4 separate regions of the Homo sapiens genome follow, and regions 2, 3 and 4 are each linked to region 1. Evidence: chromatin contacts called from ENCODE Hi-C data. All regions are on one chromosome and are shown on one strand. The core of a region is the stretch at or near the end of the contact, and the rest is flanking DNA. Distances in the headings are between cores, read along the strand shown.

Region 1 (6,095 bases), core at 1,406-3,905:
CTTCCTGCTGTAGTCACCATTTATTGGTCTCATTTATGAAGCTAGAACATAAGAGAAACCATGCCTTAGCAAACTGAACAAGGGTCCCTCACCTCCCCTAGTAGTCCTTCATCTGAGAATAGAAGATACGAGACAGGCACTAAGGACATTGGTTCCATTTTTTCTCCCAGAAAACCTTTCCTAAAGCAGTCTCCTGAAATCAATAAGGCAGCCCTGTTTCCTTCAGTAGAGTGTACAGTAGTTGGTAACAGGTTGTATTTTCAAATACAGCCGCAGTAACATCTTTCATCCCATCTGCTCTTCTAATGTGACTTTGACATTCTTCCCACAGAGAGGTGAAGTCTGTTTCCCTCCCCATAAATGTGGGTAGGTTGGTGACGTGGTGGATGTAATGCAATATGACTTCCAAGGCTAGGTTGTAAAGGTGACACAACTTCTGCCTACCTCATTTTAGAACACTTGCTCTTGGAACACAACCACCATGTTGTGAGGAAGCCCAAGTAGCCACATAGAGAGGCCACGTGTAAGTGCCCTGACCAATAGTCCTCACTGAGGTTCCAGTGAATAGCCCGCCTCAACCGTGAGACAAGTGAGTGACAAGCTTTCAGATAATTCTAGCTTCCAGTTGTCAAGTCACCCCACCCTTTCAGTTTTCCCAGAAGAGGCTCCAGACAACATGGAGCAGAAAGAGTTGCCACCATGACCTTTCCAAATTCCTGACCCACAGGGTCTGTGAGCATAATATACGGGTTGTTGGTTGACAACCCTAAATTTGGGGTGGTTTGTAGGAAAAGTGGACATCAAATTGGATAACTGTGGTTCAAATCCTAGTGTTACCACTTGGTGACCTTAACCAAGTCATTTAACTCACATAGTTCTTATGCTTCTCATTTGCAAATGAGATTAATATCTGCTTCACAGAGGTTTGTTCAGGGTTATATAAAATTTTGTACAGGAAAGCATTTGGTAAATATAAAGGAATGCTATTCAAACAGGAAGAACTATTACTTTTTAATTGCAGAAATGTCTGCAGCAATCCAAAGGTGAATTCAGCAGGAATTCTACATGACCCTGGTGGATATGCTAGATGGGGTCCTTGGGGCAGATGCTTCTACCTTAACCTTGATTGTGACCTAAAAGGTAGTCATGAGTAATCCAGAAAGGAAGTGAAAAAGTATGTGAAATACATTTAATATTATACTTGTACTAAATAGGGTTGTTTTGAGCATTAAATGGTATAATACATTCATAATAAGGTTGAACATACATTTTTCAGAAATTCTTTGAGACTTACCTGCAAGCCAGGCTTATCCCCATTCCATGTAGAAAACTAGGGGATTCTTCTTTAGAGAAAATGTATAGGATACAGTATTTAGTAAGTGTTCAATAAATGTACACTATTATTCTTGTGTGATCTGAAATGGTCTTATTTCTGTGCAAAGTATTTCTTTTGGAGGAAATATCTTTCTTGAGATTTTTTAGGAAAAATCCAGTGTCTCTCTGTCTCTGTCTCTCTCTCGCTCCCATCCCCTTTTCCCTTCTCTTTTTCCCCCTCTCTCTCCCTCCCTCCTTCACTCTTTTCCTTCCTCTCCCGCTCCCTCTGCAGAGCTCTACAATTTTGAATTGGCCTAGACTATGGTGAGATTTCCTCTGTTTAAACCCAACATGTGTATATGAGCAAATCTTATGAGTTCAGTGATTTCACACACACACTAGCTCATTTAGTACCGGGGACTGCCCAGTGAGTTGGCAATCACAGCACCCGTTTTACAGACGACAACAGTGAGGCTCAGGCAGATTCGTGGTCTTATCCAGGATGTAGCATCAGCGAATGGCAGAGCTTGGACTGGGGAGAGCCCTTTTCTCTTGATCTGTTTCTTACTCCATATTCTAGAGGCCTGAGACGATGTCATTCTGTTTTTAAACATTACAATTAACCCCTAAACTGAAGCTGAGGAAAGAGTTAGCATGCTGGTTTATAAAGGCTAGACTCATTTTGATACAAAACCAAGATATTTGATGCACAATGTGAACATATTGCTCATTTTCAGCAAAATCAATTTTGTTTTGTTTTGTTTTGTTTTTTGTTTTTACCGTAGGGGCCACTCATGCACTCAGGCAAAGTGGAGAGACTAGAACTCAAAACCTGTGCTTTCTTTAGCAGATCATACCCTTTCCCCCAATAAAAAAGGGGCAGGGGATGCTAGAGAACAGTTCAAATCCAACATCACTGATGTCAGGCACCAAATAAACTCAGCAGATGTTATTATGTCTGTACGGGTTTTGTTTTCCCCTTCCTGGAAAGAGAAATAATGAGCTCTTGAAATTCAGATTCCCATTGACTCTGAAGTCATAAACATATTTAAAAACAGTGTGAGTCTGTGACATTTACAATCACAAAATTCATGTCAGAGAATAAATCCAGCATTACCTCCAATCACTGAATATGGAATACCCATTCATCTCCACCCACGTGTTGGGGGACACACACTTCAGAACGATGATATTCAGAAAATGCCAGGAGGAGTGCATGTCAGAGGTAACCACCCTCAGCAACCCAGCCTGTCAACAGTTGCAAATGCACGAAAAATGAGGGGAACCGGAAGACAGCAGCAGGAAGGAGATAATAGAGCAACTGAGAGCAGCCAGCCTTGACGTTTGTCAACCTCTGCCCGAAACAGCACATGTGGCTTTGCTGAGAGGCACAGGTGTGTGGGCTGAGCTCAGCAGATGAATGTCACATCCGGGAGGAGGCATGTGCATTTCTCAGCTTGAAATGCTTCCCCAACAAAACCAAATAAGGTTCCTGCAGATGACGTCAGGAGGCTTAGCTGCTACTGCCACAAAGGGACAATTTATTGAAGAGCTAAAAATGGTCGCCTCCGCAAGGCTGACAGGCAAATATTTGAGGGAACGCTCCCCTTGTTTTGAAGAGACATCTGCCAGCTCCCTGACTGGCACCTTCCTGCATTAGTCATCCTGCTGGGCCTTGCTAAAAACTCCAAATACAGGTTTATCCCTGCCACATCCTGTTCCCCGAAGGGGCTATTTCCACGGTGCCGGCTGTAAAGTCTTCCTGTCATCTTCCTCTCAAGTGCTCTCTGTCTATCTCTGCAGAGGATGATGGAGAGGGGAGATAAGGAACATTCCATGGATAGAAACACACATCCCCTCAAGAGATATCTTAAGAGCACCTTTGCTTTACTTTTGAACCTACATCTAGCGTACAGATGAGGGCAAGGAAGATGTTGAAACGTTAAAAGAAACATCCCTCCGTTTTGCTAATAGTTTTTATAATTAAAGGTTGAGCAAAGGGTGCCCAAAGAGTCATCCTGACCTCCTGCAACAAGTCATTTTGGAACACTAGCTCTGCAAAAGAAACAAACTGGTCCGTGCAGTATTCTCTAGACTACTCACTCATCAGCCCGTTGAAATATGTACTTGGTTATTTTCTGCTTTCAGCGTGTCTTGTCACCCCAAATAGATCAGAAGATCTGGAAGCCTACTGTTATCATTTACCCCTTTTTGCCACCTACAGGGCTTGACCAGGTACTCAGCCCCTTTCTACAATTCTTTATCTCACTTAAGGCTCACAAACAACCCTGTGAAATCGATTACGATCCTTCTTTTACAAACAAGAATTAGAGGCTCATTGAGCCCGTGGTCCTGCAGCAAGTCCGCGTCTGCAGAGCTGAGATCCACCTGGAGTTTGTCTGACTCTGAAGCCCATACCCTCAGCACCTTCATGTTGCAGGGGCCGCTGCAAATCCAACACTGGTTGACGGAGCAGTTTTGATCCTGAGGCCCTTGTGATTTCACTGAAGAGTCAGTCGAACATGAAACTCAGAACAAACACAAACAACTTAGAAACAAGGGCATGTCTGTGAGATGGGTCTCTGAATGGACTGGATGAATTCTCCACCCACGGGCTTCGTCCTGCCCTTAGAGCCAAACAGAGCACGTGTGTCCCTCTGCAGCCCTTTGGAGGTTTGCAAGTGGTGGTTACATAACCTCCACACACCCCTCGTATGATGGTTAATAATGAGTGTCAACTTGATTGGATTGAAAGATACAAAGTATTGATCCTGGGTGTGTCTGTGAGGGTGCTGCCACAGAGATTAACATTTGAGTCAGTGGGCTGGGAAAAGTAGACCTACCCTTAATCTGAGTGGGCACCATCTAATCAGCTGCCAGCATGGCTAGAATATATGCAGGCAGAAAAATGTGAAAAGGGAGACTCGCCTAGCCTCCCAGCCTACATCTTTCTCCTGTGCTGAATGCTTCCTGCCCTCAAACATCAGACTTCAAGTTCTTCAGTTTTGGAACTCGGACGGGCTCTCCTTGCTCCTCAGACCACAGATAGCCCCTTGTGGGACCTTGTGGTTGTGTGAGTTAATACTATATATATATATTATCCTATATATAAAAATATATATATATATATATATCTCCCATTAGTTCTGTCCCTCTAGAGAAACCTGACTAATACACCTTGTCACATTGTTGTGACTCCACAGCCTGGCCCCCAGGGCCCACCCACGGTCCCTCCCCAACACATATGCACACACAGTGTCAAAAGACAACATGCATTCCACAAATTGTGTAGCATGGCTGTGTCCCAGCTCCTACAGCCCGAGTATGGCTGCCTTGGCAAACCTTCCTGAACTATATGCACCAAGGTAATTTCCAGGCTCAACCCAGGAAAGCCTGACACAGACCAAAGTGTCAAATATGTTCTCCATCCCCATCAACCTCCCAGCCTATTAAATAAAATATAATGTTTGTTTCCTGAAAGAATGACTTTTATGTTTGGCTTGTGTTTATTACTATTGATTCAGATACAATTGCATTCATAAAATGTGTATTGAGCAACTTCTCTGCGTGAGGCACTTTTTAGGTCCTTTGGGGAAGACAGGAGTCGCTACACAATCCTGGCCCTCAAGCAGCTCCCATCCAAGGCAGAGGTACTTCTGAGTGGCCACATTGCTGGCCACTTTTTATCGAACACATCACTACAGCACACATCCACTGGCTTTGTTTTTGCATATCTATCCTCTAAAAAAAAGGCAGCAGAATAGAGGAGAAAGTGCATGGGCTTCGCAGTCAGCTCTGGGTTCAAATCCAAGCTTTGCCAACTCAGAAACAGTCCCATATGTTACGATACAGGTGGTTGCGTTGGTTTATGAGATCTGGTTTTAGCACATGCATGTTTTGAAGGAATGGGGCAGGGCAACTTTCTCACAGTTAAAGAGAAGGCCATAGCAATATATAAAGCCTTAAGGTAAAAGCTGACAATTTGCAGAAGTGCCTTTCTTTACTGCAAAGTGGCTGGCTTAGAGGCTACTAGAACTACTAAGCTTTCCATGAGGTTAAGCTATTTGGTGTAGCTATGAGTAGAGATAATCCTCCTGTAGTAAAACAGTGGGCTAATGAAGACGGCCACACCCTCAATCCAATTTTTAATTTAGATAGAAAGCAGTCTCCACAACCTAATCTCAAAAGAGGACGTACACATCCCATGGCTTAAGGTGGCAAAGAATAGACTGCTTGTGTTGCTGGTACACATACCAGTGACATTCTACATACTCTGCTGGTGTTTTCATTACTCATTTTTAGTTGGTTTTGTCAGCTTTGCGGTTACTAGATTTTGAGTGGCTTGCTTTAACTATTTTCCTCTAAGCCCTGTGCTTTTACACGCAATCTTAAAGAACCCAAGGATGTTTAGGGCCACACATATGCCATTACAGCAAAAATGCATTGAGATGTATGTGTTTGTTTGTATGTGTGTGTGTGTGTGTGTGTGTGTGTGTGTGTCTTCATGCCTAGTGTATGGTGGGTGATTTATAAAGGAAAGCTTTTATTATGGTTTAATCTTCACTCTGAACCTGGAGTTCCAGTTGAGACCTGGTCACTGTGAGACTCAGACCAGCACTGGCTGCTGGTCCTAGAGGCTGCAGGAAGAGGAGCATCTGAGTCCCAGGCTTGTCTCTGCCTGGACTGGGCAGACCACTGGGCACTGAGTCACTGGCTCCTGCCCTCTTACTGCAGCTCCCACTCCTGCTGCAAAAGTATGATGGAATTTTACTCCAAACAGG
Region 2 (6,095 bases), core at 1,131-3,630, 910 kb after region 1:
AATCCCAGCACTTTGGGAGGCCGAGGTGAGCGGATCACAAGGTCAGGAGATCAAGACCGTCCTGGCCAACATTGTGAAACCCTGTCTCTACTAAAATACAAAAAATTAGCTGGGCATGGTGGTGGGCACCTGTAGTCCCAGCTACTTGGGAGGCTGAGGCAGGGGAATTGCTTGAACCTGGGAGGTGGAGGTGCAGTGAGCCAAGATCGCACCACTGCACTCCAGCCTGGTGACAGAACAAGACTCCATCTCAAAAAAAAAAAAAAAAAAAAAAGAAAAAAGAAAAGCAGGCACTTATGTGGTGGTGAGCTAGCATCACTTGGGGCTGAGATGAAAATCCAATGCCTCTCTGGCTCTGACTCACACGGAATCTGTCGAGTTGTTTCATTTTTTTAGACATTGGTTTCTTCATCTACAAATTGAGGAGGTGGGAGTAGGTCTTTGCTCTTCAAACTCTTGAGGTTCCATGGGGTGCCTAGGGCCTTAAGGGCTTGGGGAGGGGGCGGAATGAGGGAAAGGGAGGTAGGGCTCTGGGTCCTTGCTCAGCTTCACCTGAACAGTTCCACTTAGTCCCGTTTTATGTATTTGGTTTTCATGTAGGCTTTTGTTGCTAAAAAAGGTTTTGTGACTAAATGTTTGGGAATCACTTCACCAACCTTCTGTAGGTTTTCTTTTGGCATTGTACTTTTCCGGTACTCTGATTAGAGATGTTCTTTTAGGCTCTCAACTTTGACTGGCTGAAACTTATAAGCCATCAAGCTCTCTGGCGTTCCTATAAATTAGGATGCATGTGGAGGTAATTACCATTCTGGAATTCTAAGCCCTGGAATCCTGGTCAATTCTTTTTTTATTATTTTATTTATTTTATTTATTTACTTTTCTGAGACAGGGTCTGGCTCTGTAACCAAGGCTGGAGTGTAGTGGCATGATCTCTGCTCACTGCAACCTCTGCCTCCTGGGCTCAAGCGATCCTCCTACCTCAGCCTCCTGAGTAGTTGGGACTACAGGTACATGCCACCACGCCTGGCTAATTTTTGTATTTTTTTGTAGAGATGGGCATTTTGCCATGTTGCCCAGGCTGGTCTTGAACTACTGAGCTAAAGTGATCTGCCCACCTCAGCCTCCCAAAGTGCTGGGATTATGAATACTAGTCAATTCTTAAACTGTCTTTCAAATCAATAGTCTCACTGCAGACACTGTCACTCAATACATATTATCAATGCCAACACAATGGGAAACTGGATCCTGCCATTTTCTTGATTAGATAGTAGAGACAGGCTGGATCCTGCCATTTTCCTGATTAGATAGTAGAGACAGGCTAAAGTAGAGTCTTAGCTGTCATTCTGCTGTCGGGGTCCTGCTTCCCTCCACGGAGAATCAAAGTCTGGATGTCAGACTTTGTTCCCTTGGCTGAGGAGAGGGACAGAAGAGACCAGCTTGTAGTCCCTTGCCCTTGGGAAGGAAACTGGTTTTCTGCTCTGTTCAACCATGTTTACTAATCATTAAAGGAAACAATAGATGTAGGCCAAATGCTGGTATCAGATGAGAGGGTTGAGAGTGAGCAGATCAGTGTCGGAGCCTGGGATTAAGGAAGTCAAGGTCAGCAGTGGATCCCTCGGAGGCCCAGAGAAATGGCTTGGTTAGGGCACGTCTGCTACCTGGGGTGGGGGAGGCAGAGATTCGCTTCAAGATGAATCGCATTCGCCTTAGAATTAGAATGCCCTTCCTAGAAAGCCCTTAGAGATTATGTGATTAAACCTCCTTATCTTACACATGGAAAAACTAAAACCTATAGAAGGGACACCTCTTGCCTGTGGTCACCCACAATTAATGTTTTATTCCTCCCAGTCCACACTTGTGCAGTCCTCACATATCTCTGAACAGGGACTGGGTACTTAAATTAGGTAACTGGCAAGGAGGTTTTTTTGAGAAGGGAAGGTGAGGGAATTTTTCGACCTTGTGCCATTGCTTGAGAGGCAGAAGCCAACACACCATTAGTTAAACCCAGACCAAATTCATCAGCTTGTGAGACTCTAGACCCCACACCTGTCTAAGGACTGCAAAGAGCAGTCAGTGTACATAAGAATTCCCTCCTGCCTCCTGTGATTCTCAGCCCTCACCAGCCTGGGCCCATTGGTAAATTTATCTTGAGTTAAAAATACTGCTTCTACCACCAGCACACGCCAAATAGAGTCCTTGAGACACCTATGCACTGAAGCACCTACACGGTGTTTAGCACTGATACGGTACTCTGCCCTTTCTGAGCCTGGTAGTCTGGCTGTCTGATAGGAGCAGGGAACCCACAGATATCATCTACTTCCGTAAAATTCGTTCAATTAATGAGCATCCACCGGGAGAAGAAGGATCATTTTCAGCCTCCCTGACCACAGGCTTTGGTTTCAGGACAATGCAGACTGGGCAGCAGATCAAATAAAGCCATCACCAGCGCATAGGACAGTCTCAAGGGGGTTAACTGTCCCTGTCCTCTACAATTGTTGCTGGGGAGCAATTTGCCCTTGAATCTTCCATACTGTCCCTAAATTGACAATTTCATTTCCTTCCAATCCCGCCCCCTGCCCTGAAGATCTGCTGAGGCTGCGAGTTCCATGTGAGAAGGCAGGAGGATAATAGGTGAGTTCCATCCATCCGTCAGCCATAATGGTCGCGGACACTCCACGCCTTTTGTCTGCTGGTTTCCCTGAGGATGCAGGCTAGGGACCTGGGGTATTTACACTGCCTTTATGTGTGTGGTTTTTAAATCAGCCCTCTTGTTTACTTCCCAGCCTTTACCCAGGCTGTTTACTACCTTTGGAGGGGCCAGGCCACTAAGTCAACATGCATTAAGACCCAACATCAAAATGTCATAATGCGAATGAGCAGAATTCTGAAAGGCCAGGGACATTGGCTGCTCTGTTGGGTCCTGTTTAGTCTGAGGGTAATGAAGAGCTCACAGATGACCTGATTTCATTAAACTAGGTCAGACTCAGCTGAAAAGCGGCTATGACTCTCACCCAGTTATATAGCCAGCTCTTCCTCTCTCCCTGCCTCCCTCCGCCCCCACCCCCACCTCGGGGCTTGAATGCTTTCTGGGAATTAACGCTGAGTTTTGTCAATACAGTAGCTAAATCTCCATGGAATAATTGGACCTTTCCCTTCGGCTTCTGTTTGCGCAGTGGCAAGGCCAGGCATGGGAGAGAAGCGGGTGGACTTTAACGCAGCATGTATGATTCAGTTGTAGCAGTTTGCTTTTGAGCCAGACATTCTGAGTTACAGCATCTTATCTGAGGGCTGTATTGACGGAAGCAGCTGAACTGACTCAAAGAGGAGTTATCATGCAAACAAGGCTTTCAATGTGTCCAGGCTCACCAGCAACACACGGGCCCTCTGCATCTTCAGAAGCCTCCTGGTGGGGAGTAGGAAAGGGACCAGGCAGAGGGTGGAGGCAGGAAGGAGTGGTGTCTGAAGGCTGCTGAGGGAGGAGAGGTGGTCCTCCCCCGTCCCTCCTTGCCAGGGAAAGACTGAGTCTGTGGTGGGCATTCCAGGCAGGCAGAATTCACTTCATCCATACAGAAGAAAGCATTTCTAACAATTAAAACTGTCTGAAGATTGGATGGGCTGTCAGATGAGCTCACTTATACTTTATTAAGCACCTACTATGTCTCAGACTTTATGCTGGGGACCTTGCTCTGAGCTCTGCAACATCTCAGTTCATAAGAGATGAGGAAACCAAGGTTTAGAAGTAAGTGACTTATGTAAGGTACCAAAACTAATATGAGGCAGACACAGGATTTGAACCCAGATCTTTCTATGTCCATGCTCCTTCCACTGTCCCCTCTGCCCCCACCTCTTGTTCAGGGCACATGGGGGATGGCTTATTTTTGCTCCATGATGTCTGAGGCCTTAGCTATGAGACTCAAAGTTTGGGGACTGAGATCACTGAAGGCTTGCTGCGTCACATGCCTGGTGGTGAATGCTGGCTGTTGGCTGGGGGTCTCGGTTCCTCTCCACATGGACTTCAGTGTGTGGACTCTCCATGTGGGTTGCTTGGGCTTCCTCACAGCATGGTGGCTGGGTTCCAAGGGTGAGCGTCCCAAGACAGAACATAAAGTTGGAACACTTTTTCAGTCTATGCTTGAAAGTCACACAGTGTCACTTCTGCACATTGGTATTAGATAGAATTCATTAGAAGCAAGTCACTAAACCTGCCTCATGTTCCAAGGGGAGGGAAATTAAACTCAATCTTTTTTTTGTTTGTTTTTACGATAATACCTTTAAACAATTTTTCTGATTATAAAAGTAATGCATGAGTAAGGCAAAAACTCCAAACATTGTAATGTAGAGCGTATGACACCCTTATGCTAAATTCCCAAATGAAAGAATCATCAATATGTGTCGTTTTCTTGTTGCTTTTTGTATATTACTATTGCTTTTTGAATATTACTATTTGTATTAGGGTTCTCTAGAGGGACAGAACTAATAGGATTGAAGTATATATGAAGAGGAGTTTATTAAATAGTGTTGACTCACACGATCACAAGGTGAAGTCCCACAATAGGCCATCTGGAAGCTGAGGAACAAGGAAGCCAGTCTGAGTCCCAAAACCTCAAAATTAGGGAAGCCGACAGTGCAACCTTCAGTCTGTGGCGAAGGCCTGAGAGACCCTGGCAAACCACTGGTGTAAAGTCCAAGAGTCCAAAAGCTGAAGAACTTGGAGTCTGATGTTCAAGGGCAGGAAGCATCCAGCACAGGAGAAAGATGAAGGCCAGAAGACTCAGCAAGTCTGCTCTTTCCATCTTCTCCTGCCTGTTTATTCTAGCTGCGCTGGCAGCTGATTAGATGGTGCCCACCCAGATCGAGGGTGGGACTGCCTCTCCCAGTCCACTGACTGAAATGTTAATCTCCTTTGGTAACACAGACACACCCAGGAACAATACTTTGCATCCTTCAATCCAATCAAGTTGACACTCAATATTAACCATCAAACTATTCTAAGTAGTCGTATGACATGATTAAAGTGGTATTTTGGAAAGATCACTTTGGTGGCAGCAGTAATTAGAGGGAGAGAAACTGAAGTCCAGGAGACTACCTAGGGGTTAGCATCATTATTTAACAAATGTATGAATACCTTCAATGTTGGCTTCTCATAGTCAAGTCTGAAGATAATAGGGGACTGCTTTAGGGGAACAGAAAAAATTAAAGAGGAATGGATGAATTCAAGAGACACTTTCAAGGAAGATTCATTAGGGTTAGTGACTGGATTGTGATTGGGGCAAAGGAGAAAGAGGAGCAAAAGGTGCCTGGGGATTTCAAGTGTGAGTTTTTGGGAGAATCACCCATTATCAGCTCGAGGCAAGTCAGGGATGGAAGCTCAGTTTTGGGGAGAGAGATGAATGGGATGTATTTGGACTGAGCTGTCAGAAATCACTATGTTTAGGAGCTAAGCAGAGAAGCCACTCAAAGCAATAGGCAAAGAACAGCCAGGTTTGGGAAGACAGAAGCAAGAGCATGCAGGCCCAGAGCAGAGGGGAAGAGATTCAGAGAGGGTGGCTACGGTGCCAGGTGCCGTAGACATCTCAGAGAGAGTAAGGCTTGGGAAAGGTGATGGGCATATAGAGCGAGCAGTCATGGTTGACTGAGCATCCTTGATGCCAGTGAAATGGCAGAGGCAGAATCCAGATTATAAAGGCAATAAAGAATATTAACAGCCCTAAACTCAATCTTTTGATGAGAGGAGTGGCAAGGTTCTAGAAACACACATGGAACCAGAAGTATTGCTGAGGGCTTTTTGGGAAAATACAACCTAAAACAATATTCAAAATCCTTAAGCTCGTGTTCTAATATGTAAGAGGCTGAAAGACTACCTCCTAGGGTTGTAGGCTTAAGCCACAGGTTTCCCAGACTTTTTGGATCATGGTGCTCCTAGGCCAAAAAAATATGTAACTGTTCTGTTTAAGTGTTTATATATATATATATATATATATAGTATCTCCTAATGAATTAGTAGGTATTTGAAATAATACTGATAAATGGAAAGAAAAAGTACTGTCTTTATTTCTTTCACAAATAACTACAACTCACAGGATATGTGAGCCAGT
Region 3 (6,095 bases), core at 1,971-4,470, 720 kb before region 1:
TAGTTAAGATAAGGCCATAGATGAGGTCATACTGGAGTAAGGTGGCCCTTAATTCAATATGGCTGGTGTCTATATTAGAAGAGGGAAGACAAAATGAAGACAGATACACAAGGAGAGCCCCATATGATGACAGAGGCAGAGATTGGAGAGCAAGTCAAGGACATCAAGGCTTGGCAGCCACCACGGGGAGCTAGGAAGAGAGGTGAGGAAGAATTCCACCCGGAGCATCAGAGGCAGCACAACCCTGTGGACATCTTATTTCAGATGTCACAGCTCTAGAACCATAGGATACTAAAATTCTATTGTTTTAAGTCACCTAACTTGTGATACTGGGTGTATAAAAACCCCAGGAAACATACAAGAGCTGATGAGTTAATGATGGAGAAATTTAATGCTCCTTTCCTTCTTGTCTGGAGCTTAAGCCGTTCTTATTTCTCCATAAGGAAAGCTTGGGTTTGAAGTCTCTGGGACTGAATATATGCTATCAAACCTTAACAGTGTTTATCTTCACAGAACACTGATGAAAGCTCTTGGGCTTCCCCTCCTCCATTTCCATCATATGAATATAAATCTTTGCTAGGGATTGTCTGTCTCTCCCGTTGCCTTTACCGTGAGGAGAAGCTCTTAGGCACACCCTTGCTGCAGTCCTTCTGCAAGGTTGCTACATACCACATACCCAATTCCATCATAACTAGCAATTTCTAGAACAGGGTTATCAGTTTTCTGAGAGGAAATTTTAAAAATTTAAAACACACACACACACACACACATACACACACATGCACATGACATTTTAAAAACCTTGCCTCTGTGGTCAGTATAAACGGACAAATATCAAGGCCGGACGCCCTTTGATGTGGAAATGTCTGTGATGCCTGACAGGACCCAACATTTGTAAATCAGGAATTGAAGCTAATACTGACTGCAGGAGATAAGGCAGAGCCAAACTTCCACTTCCATCACCTCAGAATAAGTGTCAGTCCTTCTAAAGGCGCATTTTGAGTGCGAATCACAGGATGAGTCAGACCAAGTGTTCTTATTTAGATAGTAGTGAAATCAGGCCTTAGAGAATTGTTAGTCAGCAAAACTAAATTTTAGTAAGGCCATGCTCTGGGAAAGGAAATGAAGAGATCTGAAACCAAATTTAGACCTTCCAGAGACCAAAAACAGCAAGGTATAGAAAAGAAAGATCCAAGCCTTGCTTCTCCTGCCTAATGTGAACAGGAGAGAGGCTGGAGCAGGTGGCAGGAAGAGGAAGACTCACTCACTTTGCAAAATTCTGTGAGCTCCTTACAACCACACAAACAGCATCAAAACACTTTCTTACTGGATTTAGAATGGCTGAAATCCAGAACATTGACACTACCAGCCCTAGAAAGAATGCAGGGCAACGAAAACTCTCATTCATTGCTGGTAGGAATGCAAAATAGTACATCCACTTTGGAAAACAGTTTGGCTGTTTCTTACAAAGCTAAACATACTCTTACCATAAAATCTAGCAATCATGCTCTTTGATATTTACCCAGAGGAGTTAAAAACTTATGTCTACACAAATGTTTATAGCAGCTTTATTCATACGTGTCAAAATTTGAACAACCAAGACATCCTTCAGTAGTTTGATGAATAAATAAACTGTGGTACATCCAGATAGTGGAATATTATGCAATGCTAAAGGGAAATGAGCTATCATGTCAAGAAAATACATGGAGGAAACTTAAATTCATGCTACTAAGTTAGCCAAGTCAATCTGAAAAGATCACTATTGTACATTTCCAGGTATATGACATCTAGAAAAGGCAAAATTATGGAGATGGCAAAAAAAATTCTACGTTTGCCAGAGATTAGGGAAAGGAATGAATTGGCAGAACACAGAGGATTTTTAGAGCAGTGAAACTAATTTTTATGATACGATAATGGTTAATATATGTCACTGTACATTTGTTCAAACTCAGAATATATAAAACAAAGAGTGAACCCTAATGTAAAATGTGGACTTTGAGTGATTAAGACATGTCCATGTAGGTTCACCAGTTATAACAAACGTACCACCCTTGTCCAGACATTGATAATGGAGGAAGTTATATCTGGGTGGGGGAAGATGATATGCAGAAAATCTGTACGTTCTGCTCAATTTTGCTGTGAATCTAAGACTGTTCCAAAAAATGAAGACTATTTTAAAAACACATACACACACTGTCTTATGGTATCTTCCCTCAGTTATTAGGCTTCTTCCACTGCCAAATAATCTTCTTTTTCACCTTAGCCACAGCCTCACCTTCAGTATGCCTTCTGTCTCATCCACATGGTAGTCATTCCCTTACTCCATGGTCTCAGAAGTTTAGTTCATCATGGCTGGCTACTGTCTAGGTCCATAAATGTAGATGTAGCTCTCCAACAGAGACCCTGGACGGTAGGGGTTTGAACTTCTCCTGTAACTAATTCTGTAGGATGATGGATTAAAAACACGCTTTGGATGAAGAAAGATGCCTCAGGACATCCTATCTTAGTCACCCACCAGATGTGAGACAAAAGAAAGTTATGGTAAAAAAATGTCAGTTCTGCGACTTCTGTAACTTTCAACAGTTATTTCTGCCCTCTAGCATAATCCTAGTAATGAGTAATATACATTAAATCGCCAGTGAACAGGGGCATTGACTGCATTTTTAAAAATTATTTAACTTAAATACCCTCTAGTCTTAAGATAGATTTCTTTGAATCTGGCCTCATTTTATTTGCTGCCTTCCTTTGCTTTAAAATTCCGACCTAACTCACTAAGCAAACAACAGAGGCTCAAAATGTTCAAGAACCTCCAAAATTAGGTACGTTCATTGTGGAAGGATACATCATATCATCATTCTTTCAAGTAATTATGAAATTCTATATTTTACTTGATTGACTATGTCTGAAAAAAGATAGGAAATATAAAAGAACTAGAACTCTGTTTAGTTGCATCCTCACTATCTTCCAAGCACTGTGCCAGGCTGTGAGAATAAAGTCTTGAAAATGATACTGTATTTGCCCTTGATGTGCCAGTATTAGTAGAAGGAAAATGACTGTTATGACAATTACTAGGCTGGAAGTGAGAAAGGAAAATAAAGAGGTAGACAAGTGCCTGAATATAAAGAAAGAAACTAACTTTGCAAAGATTATGGCAGAGAAATCTAACACAGCTGACTCCATCTTGCTTATAACCTTACAAGTTAATAGCCCTTGCTCATTTCTGGGCACAGGCCAAGCTAACTACCAGAGGAATTTAGTTTACACTTTAAAGGAAGGACGATAATAGCTCCTTCCTGAAACTAACTCTCCTTGTTTGGGGAATGAAACTGCCTTTGTAAAAACTGATGAAAGGTCACAAGTTTAAAATTATGATAGGGGCTTGAATTCTGCTAAGCTATAAACATAGTTAAGTGATAGCCAGCCATTGTTCCCTATCTTGATTACTGCTAGGAGTTTTGTAGCTGGAGGTCACAAGATTTGTAACTTCCCCAATTGTTCCTATAGATAACAGCCATATTGTCAAAACCTAAGTTTGGTCTTTGAGATATTTTTCAGATGTTTGCATTCAAGCAGACCAACCAAGGCCACCTGAACCCATGAGTCATACCAAGGAACTGACTCAAATGGTCCAGTGACCCCTACCTAGAAATTGACTCAGTACATGAAGACAATTCGGATACATCTATGATTTCATCCTTAACCAATAAACAGCACCCATTCCCTAGCCCCCTGCCCACCACATCATTCTTTTAAACTCTAGCCTCTAAGCTCTCAGGGAGATGGATTTGAGAAATAGCTCTTATCCTCCTGCCCAGACACCTTGTGGTAATTGAACTTTTTCTCTGCGGCAATGCTACTATCGCCATGTATTGGCTTTTTTTCTGCAGCAGGCAAAAAGAACATGCTGGACAATTACAATAATATTTTAGAATAAAAAGCTGAAACTTGATTTTACAATAGAGAGCATTAACTTCTGTGTTTAAAACACAGATAAAGATAAGATAAGTTGAGGAAATTTCTCAGGTAGAAATATAGGAACTGTTTTAGAAGGAACAAATCTGGAAGAGGGATGAAGAGACTTCTTAGTTTACTGTTGCAATTATCTAAGGAGCAGATGATAAATCTTAAAAGTTTATGGTAGTCATCTGAAGAGGCAGTGAGGGTAAGCCTGGCTCTCTGCAAACTCTGTGCAAGATGAACTAATCTGGTAACAATTTGCTAGTTGAATAAGAACAAAAAAAGTTAATAGGATATCTCCAAAGACCATGATAAAAATATCTCCAGAAAAATGCTTTTCTCAACCCCTACCTCTGTACTACACTGTGTAAAGCTGGCAGGAATAAAATGCTAGATTTTTAGAAAATAGTAATTTTGGGATAGCATTTAGACAACTTTCTCATGTAGAGAAAAATAATTTTAAATATTAACTGAAATATATATTGCTTGTGAATTTTTCTCGTCATCATTCCACCATTCAATTATCTGTAAAGCTGAGACTTAAAGCCCTAAAAAAGAGAAGTCATAAATGACTCTAGTGGTAACTACAAGTTAATCTTTAACAATGACTTCATAAATTGGTTCTTAGAAGTTTATGGCACGGAGGCAGTAACCCTCTGTTGCTCAGTCTATAGAAATGAGTTTTATTGTTTCTCAGATATATTCCCTACTACTCTTCGATGACAATTCAAGCTGAACCATGACTTGCTATTCACCCTTGATTTTAAAAGCAAACCCTGTTTTCGTAATTATTTCAGGCACTAAAACTAGTCATCTGAAAGTAAATCAAAAGTGATTTCTCTCATCCCAATGAAAGTTTCATACTCTGCCCCAACACAAACTCAGTTGAGGGACTTAAAGTGAATAGCATTTCCATCTACCTCTTTAGGCTCTTCTCAAAAAGGGGAAAAAAAATATTTTTCATTTCTCAGGTCCTGCTCTCATGGTCTCTTCAGGCTAGTGCTGACTATCCAGTGATGTTCTCGGTGCAGCAGATGTCTACATGCTTATTCTTTCCAGATAAAGCATCTGGGTTTTCCAGAATCCTTGTGATAACCTCACATTGCACAGATTCCTGACATTGACACCTGGACCTTTAGTCAATTCCTCTCACCTCCATTTCTGCCCCTGGGAACACATTTCACAGATTCTGCTGGCTTCCCTTTGCCCCAAAGCACACCCTATTGGGCAACTAAAAGATGGCTTGATTCTAGCTACTTTCCACAGTATCCATTTGGGCCACTCTCAAACATCCTGCTGTACCAAACAGCAAAGGGTAGTCTTCCCTTGACTGCCTCTTTCCTTGCTCTCCCAACAGAGTTGCTCCCAACAGTGTTGCTCCAGCCACCTACTGCTGCTGAGCTAGAAGCATGCACCATATTCTATGGTTACCAGACCACCTGTAATAAGTTCTCCTAAGAATTGCTTCATAGTACTATACTCTGATGTGCTGCACTGCACTTATGACTTATGAATTTTACAGCTCAGCAACATCCACCTGGAGAGGGTGATCCCATTCTCTTTCCTGCTGACACCCTAGATCTCTCTAAGTGAAATTCTTTTGGAGAATCCCTTCCATATCACTGAACAATGAAAATAGAAAAGCTTCAAGTATGATTACTACCGACAATTTTTTCATGTCCTTTAACCAATTTCCTTGGAATTCCTAGGCTCCTATTTGCATAGGTTGTTTGAGGAGGGAAGGATAGGGATTGTAAGATGGGTTTGGTAACCTCTCAGTAAGCACTGGAAGAGGTAACTGGCAGCAACTTTGTTCTCTATTTAAAATTTCAGGGTACTTTTTGTTCTCAGGTTTGGGGTTTCAGCCAAAATTCCAAAACAATGGAAAAAGCCTCATTTGGTATCCGACTTTATCAACTTTGAAACTGAAAGAGACTTTTGTCACTGTCACTGTTGTTTTTAGCTCTTTAAGAACTCTAGTACTGAGAATACAGAGTTCAGCTACCAACCATGGAGTGGGAAGGGAAAATTGCTGACCTAAGAGTTGTACAACAACCATGTGTGGAAATGATAAGAAAAAGTTCTGCATTAAACATGGGTGATGGGTATAGCTTGGGATTGAGATGTAAGTGTGTCTC
Region 4 (6,095 bases), core at 2,488-4,987, 590 kb after region 1:
TTGTTAGTTGTTACTATATGCTGTGTACACTTTACGCCAATTAACTCAATTTTCATAACGACCCTATTAGGTAAATACTATTATTATCCTCATTTGACAGAGGAACAGAGGGTTATTAACTTGCTCAGGGTCCCACAGGGCTTTGACACCAGGCAGTGTGGCTCCATAGGCTGAGCTCCTGTAGTGCATGAAGAGCATTTGTGCAAAAGACCTCTAAGATTTGTCCCATTCCTGAGACCCTGAGGTTTCAGGGAGTTCCCTGCTGGGACCATTCCCCAGTTATTTACTTCCTTGTAATAGGTCATGCTTAGCGTAAGGCCAAGGAGACAAGACACTGCTGACTCATTCTTTCCCAGCTGTGCAGGCTGGGCACAGAGCCAGGCTGCTTGTCCAGCCCTGGGGCAGATGCCGGCTGCTGCGGTTTGGCAGTGGGTCAGCAGCTGGGATGAAGCCACAGAGTCTGACCTGTGAGGAGGGTGGTGGGTCCACAGGAACCCAGGCTCTGCAGCCCTTCTGAGATGGGCGGATCTGGGCATAGGAAAGAAATGCAATCAGGAATGCAGCAAGGCAGAGTTGAAAAGTCCTGTGAAGACTGTGCTGAGCATCAGGGTCGGGTAAGCCTCCTCTGGGGGTTGCATAGGAGCTGCTCACAATCATCCCAGTATTATTCACATCATCTGTATTTAGTGGCACCTCCTTGGTGCCAAGGTGTGAGCCATGGCCCCGGGTAGCACAGCCTCCTGCTTCCCAGCTGCTGGAGGGATTGCCCTGATCCCATGCTTCTCCAAGGTGGTCTGGGGGAAGCAACCCAGCAGCAACTGTAGGAGCTGCCCAACTCTCCCACTGCCTCAAGGGCTGAAGGGATTAATTTCATGGCATACGTGTGTCCCCCTAGATAAGCTCTGCTGCAAAACACAAAAGTGGCCATGTTCTCTCCCAGCACTTGAGCTTGCCTTGAGACTGAAATCCAAGTGATGCCCCTCAGGCTATCACCTCTGGTGGATGCCCCTCCAGCCTGTCTTACCCATGTCCTTCTTGGGCCATCAGCCTTCTGTTACCTGCTGGGATTGTTCCCAGTCTGGGACACCATACCCCAGTTCCTCACCTGCCTGACTCCTGTGGGCCCTTGGAGTTAGCACAGGTTTCACCTCTTCCAAGAACCTTTCATCTTGTCAGAGCATTGGCCAGGCAGCCCCGGGATCCCTGGTTGACTCTTCTGGGTTCCCTGAGGACAGGGCTGTTCCTCATCTCTGGAGTGCCAGCCCCTGCAAAGCAGTTGGATAGAAACGCAATCGTTATTGGTGACAATTTCTCACAGTTCTACAGCTCCTTACGGTTTATAATGCATTTCACACTTATTCTTGCATTTGAGTTTTGCAGAATTTTATGTGTGTTCCTTTCTCTGTCGTCACTGAGTGCTCACTCTAGGCAGCCCTCTGCTAGGCGCAAGTGGCAGGATGGAGGAGCGTGCCAAGGACTAGGAGATTACATGGAGAAGCTAACATTAGCCTTAGTGCTTCTTTGCCATTTGGGGAAGCAGATTTTGGAAGCTGTCACTTCCAAGGTGGAGTTCTGGGAAGTGTTTGGGCTTCCCCTTAGCAGGTGCTCCCTAAATTCTAGGCACTCCCCTCCAGCACTAGAGCTTTGTATTCTGACCCCTGACCCTCACAGCCCTTTGCCTTTGATCAATGTATTTTCTCAGACTGGAACCTCCTTCCTCTGCTTTTCCCTGTTTATCAACCTAGTTTAGTTGCCCCTTGCTTCAGACAACCTTCCCTGTCTCTTTCCCTGCAGCCCCCGGAGTACTGTAAGGCCCTCCACCAACAGACACCTTTCACTTTATTGTCCTGAATCACAGGTTTAAGCTTAAGCTGGGTTCCCTCCATTAGATCTCTGGAGATCCAGAATTAGGGTCAGATTTATTTCTGTTTCCCTGCACAATATCTGTTACATAGCAGGTATTGTGTTGGAGAGGGAATGAATGGATGGATGAATGAATGAAGAAACTGAATTGAGTCCATCTCAGCTTCTCCAACAAGGACAGAAAAGAAACAGCTCAGGAGACGTAATCTTATAACATGGGGTTTCTCTGTAATTTGCATAAATAACCCACTCTACTAGGTTTCACGCCTCTTGGGAGACCTACCAGCTGCCTGCCTCTCACTTCCAGTTTCCAAAGAGGAAGGAAGGTTTCTACCAGCCCAGCTCAGCTGGTCCAGGGACTAAATTACCTTCCCATCACTGAGCCCCTTTCTCATTATGCCAGAGGAAGATCACTACTGCCTGTCCATTTGGGCGGCTTATCCACGTGGCCTGGTTCCAGGAGCCATCTGTGTGATGTCATTCCCAATACGATTTGAAACTTCCAGCATCTGCAGCCCCCACTGGTGTTGAATCATAGTGAGACTGGCATTATCATCACCTCCACTTTACAGATGGGAACTTATCATGGTGAGGGTTCTAGAGATGGGGTGGGGCCGGGCCCTGTGTCTCCAAACGAGCCCAGTGTATCTCTTGAGGCTGGCCTCTCCCTCTCCCTGGTACAAGCCAGGGCTTCAAAATCCAAAAGATCTTTCTTCATCTTTTCCAACCCACTATGACCCAAATATGCATCTTCCTTTAAGGAATGTCTTAGATTTAAAAAAATTAAAAACTCAAAAGCTTCTGAGGCATCTTACCTGAGCTTATCAACATCTTTCCCCCATTCCTTCTGATATAACTACTTGGGCTGACTTGAAGCCTCACTTAGGTGCAGCTGCAATGGTGTGAGGTTTTTGTTGTTGTTATTGTTTTTGAGATGGCGTCTGGCTCAGTCATCCAGGCTGGAGTGCGATCTTGGCTCACCGCAACCTCCGCCTCCTGGGTTCAAGCAATTCTCCTGCCTCAGCCTCCCGAGTAGCTGGGACTACAGGCATGTGCCACCACGCCCGGCTAATTTTTTTGTGTTTTTAGTAGAGATGGGGTTTCACCATATTAGCCAGGGTGGTCTCAAGCTCCTGACCTTGTGATCTGCCCGCCTTGGCCTCCCAAAATGCTGGGATTACAGGCATGAGCCACCGCGCCCGGCCGGTGTGCGGTTTTATTTGAATGGAGCTCCCGTTTGAAATAAAAGCTCTATGATCTAACCTCTCCTGGGCCTCCTGCCTTGCATCCCTAGGGGAAGTTTTGGGGCATAAAAGTCCAATTTCTTTTCGTATTGGACGCTTGGATGAGAGAAAGAGAAACGAAATCCTGGCACTGAAAAAAGCAGAGACAACCAAACCCAATTATTCCTACTAACTGGGAAGGAATTCCATTTGAGTTAGTGGTTCCCAAACTTGTCTGATGATAAAACTTGCTCGATTGGAACCTTTATGTCTGGACTCTGAAAAACCTACATTTTAAAAATTAGAGATTCCCTCCCCAAATTTTATCAACAGGGAAGACAGGGAGGAAAAAAGTTTGAGCTATAGACTTAATTCATAACACCTTCTTCTTAGACTTGAGAGATTCTTTAGGCATCTATCGTAATGATTTGATAAGACCGAAATGGAAGGAGTCCAGTTAAAGCAAGAAAAAACATCAAACATGCTGAAGATTCTCCACCCTTCATTTTAACATAATTTATTATTTTACAAACACTTTCATAGCACTTACTATGAGTCAGACTTCATGCTCTGCAAATATTTGCTTATTTAATCTTCAGAGAGGCTTGCAGAGGTCCGATGGGGTTAAGTCACTTGTCCAAGGTCACATAGTTATGAGTGGGGGAGCCGGGGCCCAGACTCAGGCCGTCTGGCACCAGATTGGTTGATATAAACCACGCAGCTATATGTGTTTTAAAAAACCTCTTTTCACTTGGCCACAGAACAAACCCTGTCTTCATAATCATTGTGAAGTAAATGATTGAAGAGCCTTGTCTGAGTGATTTCAAATATTTTGCTGGCGGGGTCCAAATTAGCGATCCTGTTATTGTACATGGAGCGTGGTCTGACTTTCTCTTTTGAGGGCAAAACATGCCTATTGTTATGGCAATCCCAAATGCTGCATAGAAGCTTTAAAGAACAGATTCTAATCCCTTTGTTTCTCACTCCAAATGTTGAAACAAACCTCAGAGCTCTGCTGATTCCTGACAGATTTGAGTCTCTCTGCGTTTCAAATATTTCAAACCAGCTTGGGAAGCAAACACATGATATTCTTCTTTCTCTTGCATGGTTTATTTTTAAAGCATGCATCTGGCTGCTTTTTCATTTCCCAGAAGGTGGAGGGAAATTACTCTACAGCAATGGCTGGGTGTTGGATCGCAGCTTCTCCCCACAAGCAGGAGGCGACAACTCCGTCCAGGTCCCAAGCATGACCTTAGCCTGTTTCCAGTCTGAGCCCTTGGTGAAGAAACCTCTGACCAGCAAGAAGCTGGGCTTCTTGCACATGGCTGGGAAAGAAGTTGCTGGTGGCTTTTACATGTTTATCATCCCTGAGGAGCAGTCTAGTTACTCTCTGATCATTCCCCATCAGCTCAGAGAGCCCCTTTCTGGCTCAGAAAGCTCATTGTCACAGTGCCACAAGCATTACTGAGCATTTGCCATGTGTCAGACCCTGGGCTAGACATGACTACACAACTCTACAGACCAGGCATTATTAGCCCCCGTTTTTCAAAATTGAAGACTGGGGATCAGGGGATGTAAGTATTCTACATGCCTGAGGCTCTGCAGTGCGTGAGAGCAGAAAGGAAGGCGACTGGAGACCAGGCTTGACACCTCTGCTCCCTCCACCACTCCAAGTAGTGAGCAGGCATTCTTATCTAGCATTCTTAATATAGCACCCTGGGTAGTCTCTGCAGGAGCAAATGAGCAGCAAATGTGTTCAGGGCAGCTGGGAAAGACTATTTGTAGTCTGAGAACTTGTGGCTTGATTATATGTGTTGCTTCACAATTTTCTTGGAGGAGCCTAAATCCTGCAAGGAAGTGCAAGGTGTGAAATTCAAATAGCCTTTTGGGATTCCAAATACACTTTCACTAATAGCCTTCATCAAAGAAGAGCATGTGACTCCAAACAGGTGGTTGATGTTAACCCAGTAGCATCCTGCGGTTGCTAGTTATTTTCCCCAAGGAGCTGTAGCTGAAACTTTCGTGTACAGCAAATGGCAAGAGAGCTGTGGCTTGAGATATGGCTTTCATCAGGCCCCTTTTCTCCATCCCAGATGCCACTACATTCCCTTGGTTCTAATCATTGAAATATCCTCCTTCAGCCTCCTTCTATCCCTGAGTGCGTCCCCTTGGCTCCAGTGTCCATGCTGGCTGCCAGGTGACCTTTCTGAAAACAAATCTGACCATGTCACACTCCTGCCTCACACCTTTTGATGGTGCCTCACTACCCTCAGGGTCAAGTTCAAAGTCCTTAGTGTGGAGTACATGGCCCCTGATCATTTGTTCCCCAAAAGCCCTGGAATACCTCGTGTCCTTCTTCATTCTCCATGCTCTCTGTCTCAGCCAGAATGAATTGAGCTATTTAGTTATTCTTGTATCTCCTTGTTATTTGAATAACAGTATCTCCCTGTTATTCAAACATGCTGTGCTCTTTTAATGCTTCTGCATCTTTGCACATGCTATCCTTTCATCCAGGAATGCCCTGTTGCCTAGCTAGCATGCTTGTCCCTGCTTACTGACAACTCAAGCGACCCAGCTTCTCCTGCCTCCCCCAGGCAGAGGTCTCATTCTTCTCTCCTGTGTGTCCCAAACACCCATACAAGACTCTGTCATAACACACACCACATCATGTTGTAGCAATCGCTTAGGTGTGTGTCCCCTGGGTGGCTGGAAGTGAATCTTCACCATCCCAGCACACAGTCTAGGCCCAACACAAGTGGTTAGGAATTGCTTGGTGAGAAATGTATAAATGGAAGAATGAGTACATGAAGGAAGGAATGCAGACATAAGCAAGGCATTTGCTGGAGAAAGGCAACAATAATAGCAGCACTAAGGCATTGGGGCTCAACAATTTTATTTATTTATTTATTTATTTTTGAGATGGAGTCTCGCTCTGTCACCCAGGCTAGAGTGCAGTGTCGTGATCTCAGCGCATTGCAACCTCCACCTCCCGAGTTCAAGAGATTCTCA

Evidence for each region. Hi-C counts contacts between places; a loop is a spot of excess contacts on that map. Pooled maps may share reads with other maps.
Region 2: a loop to region 1 is called in a map with no recorded cell type, with 3 times the contacts of the local background. The contact joins the promoter of GACAT3 here to the enhancer-like site in region 1. A Hi-C loop is called at or near these places in 2 of 37 single-sample maps with no recorded cell type and 2 of 50 pooled maps.
Region 3: a map with no recorded cell type shows a loop between it and region 1 (7-fold over the local background). The contact joins two enhancer-like sites. A Hi-C loop is called at or near these places in 1 of 168 maps with a recorded cell type or tissue (PC-3), 3 of 37 single-sample maps with no recorded cell type and 9 of 50 pooled maps.
Region 4: a map with no recorded cell type shows a loop between it and region 1 (10-fold over the local background). The contact joins two enhancer-like sites. A Hi-C loop is called at or near these places in 4 of 37 single-sample maps with no recorded cell type and 3 of 50 pooled maps.

Annotation. Positions count from the first base shown.
Region 1 is chr2:15,139,621-15,145,715 of GRCh38, forward strand. It overlaps a transcript of NBAS not described here. Among named protein-coding and RNA genes, the nearest start is that of NBAS, 420 kb to the right of the region's middle. RefSeq lists enhancers at 2,181-3,380, 2,443-2,512, 2,903-2,992 and a silencer at 2,865-3,159. Within about 2 kb of position 2,656, at least 6 of the 41 ENCODE cell types and tissues checked have a DNase peak (open chromatin) inside an H3K27ac peak, as active enhancers do.
Region 2 is chr2:16,048,047-16,054,141 of GRCh38, forward strand. It overlaps GACAT3 (gastric cancer associated transcript 3), which reads left to right and starts at 2,381. Exons shown (of 4, transcript NR_126559.1): 1 at 2,381-2,631.
Region 3 is chr2:14,420,096-14,426,190 of GRCh38, forward strand. No RefSeq gene overlaps it. Among named protein-coding and RNA genes, the nearest start is that of LINC00276, 22 kb to the left of the region's middle. Within about 2 kb of position 3,221, at least 2 of the 41 ENCODE cell types and tissues checked have a DNase peak (open chromatin) inside an H3K27ac peak, as active enhancers do.
Region 4 is chr2:15,730,279-15,736,373 of GRCh38, forward strand. No RefSeq gene overlaps it. Among named protein-coding and RNA genes, the nearest start is that of LINC01804, 43 kb to the left of the region's middle. RefSeq lists a silencer at 2,009-2,068. Within about 2 kb of position 3,738, at least 3 of the 41 ENCODE cell types and tissues checked have a DNase peak (open chromatin) inside an H3K27ac peak, as active enhancers do.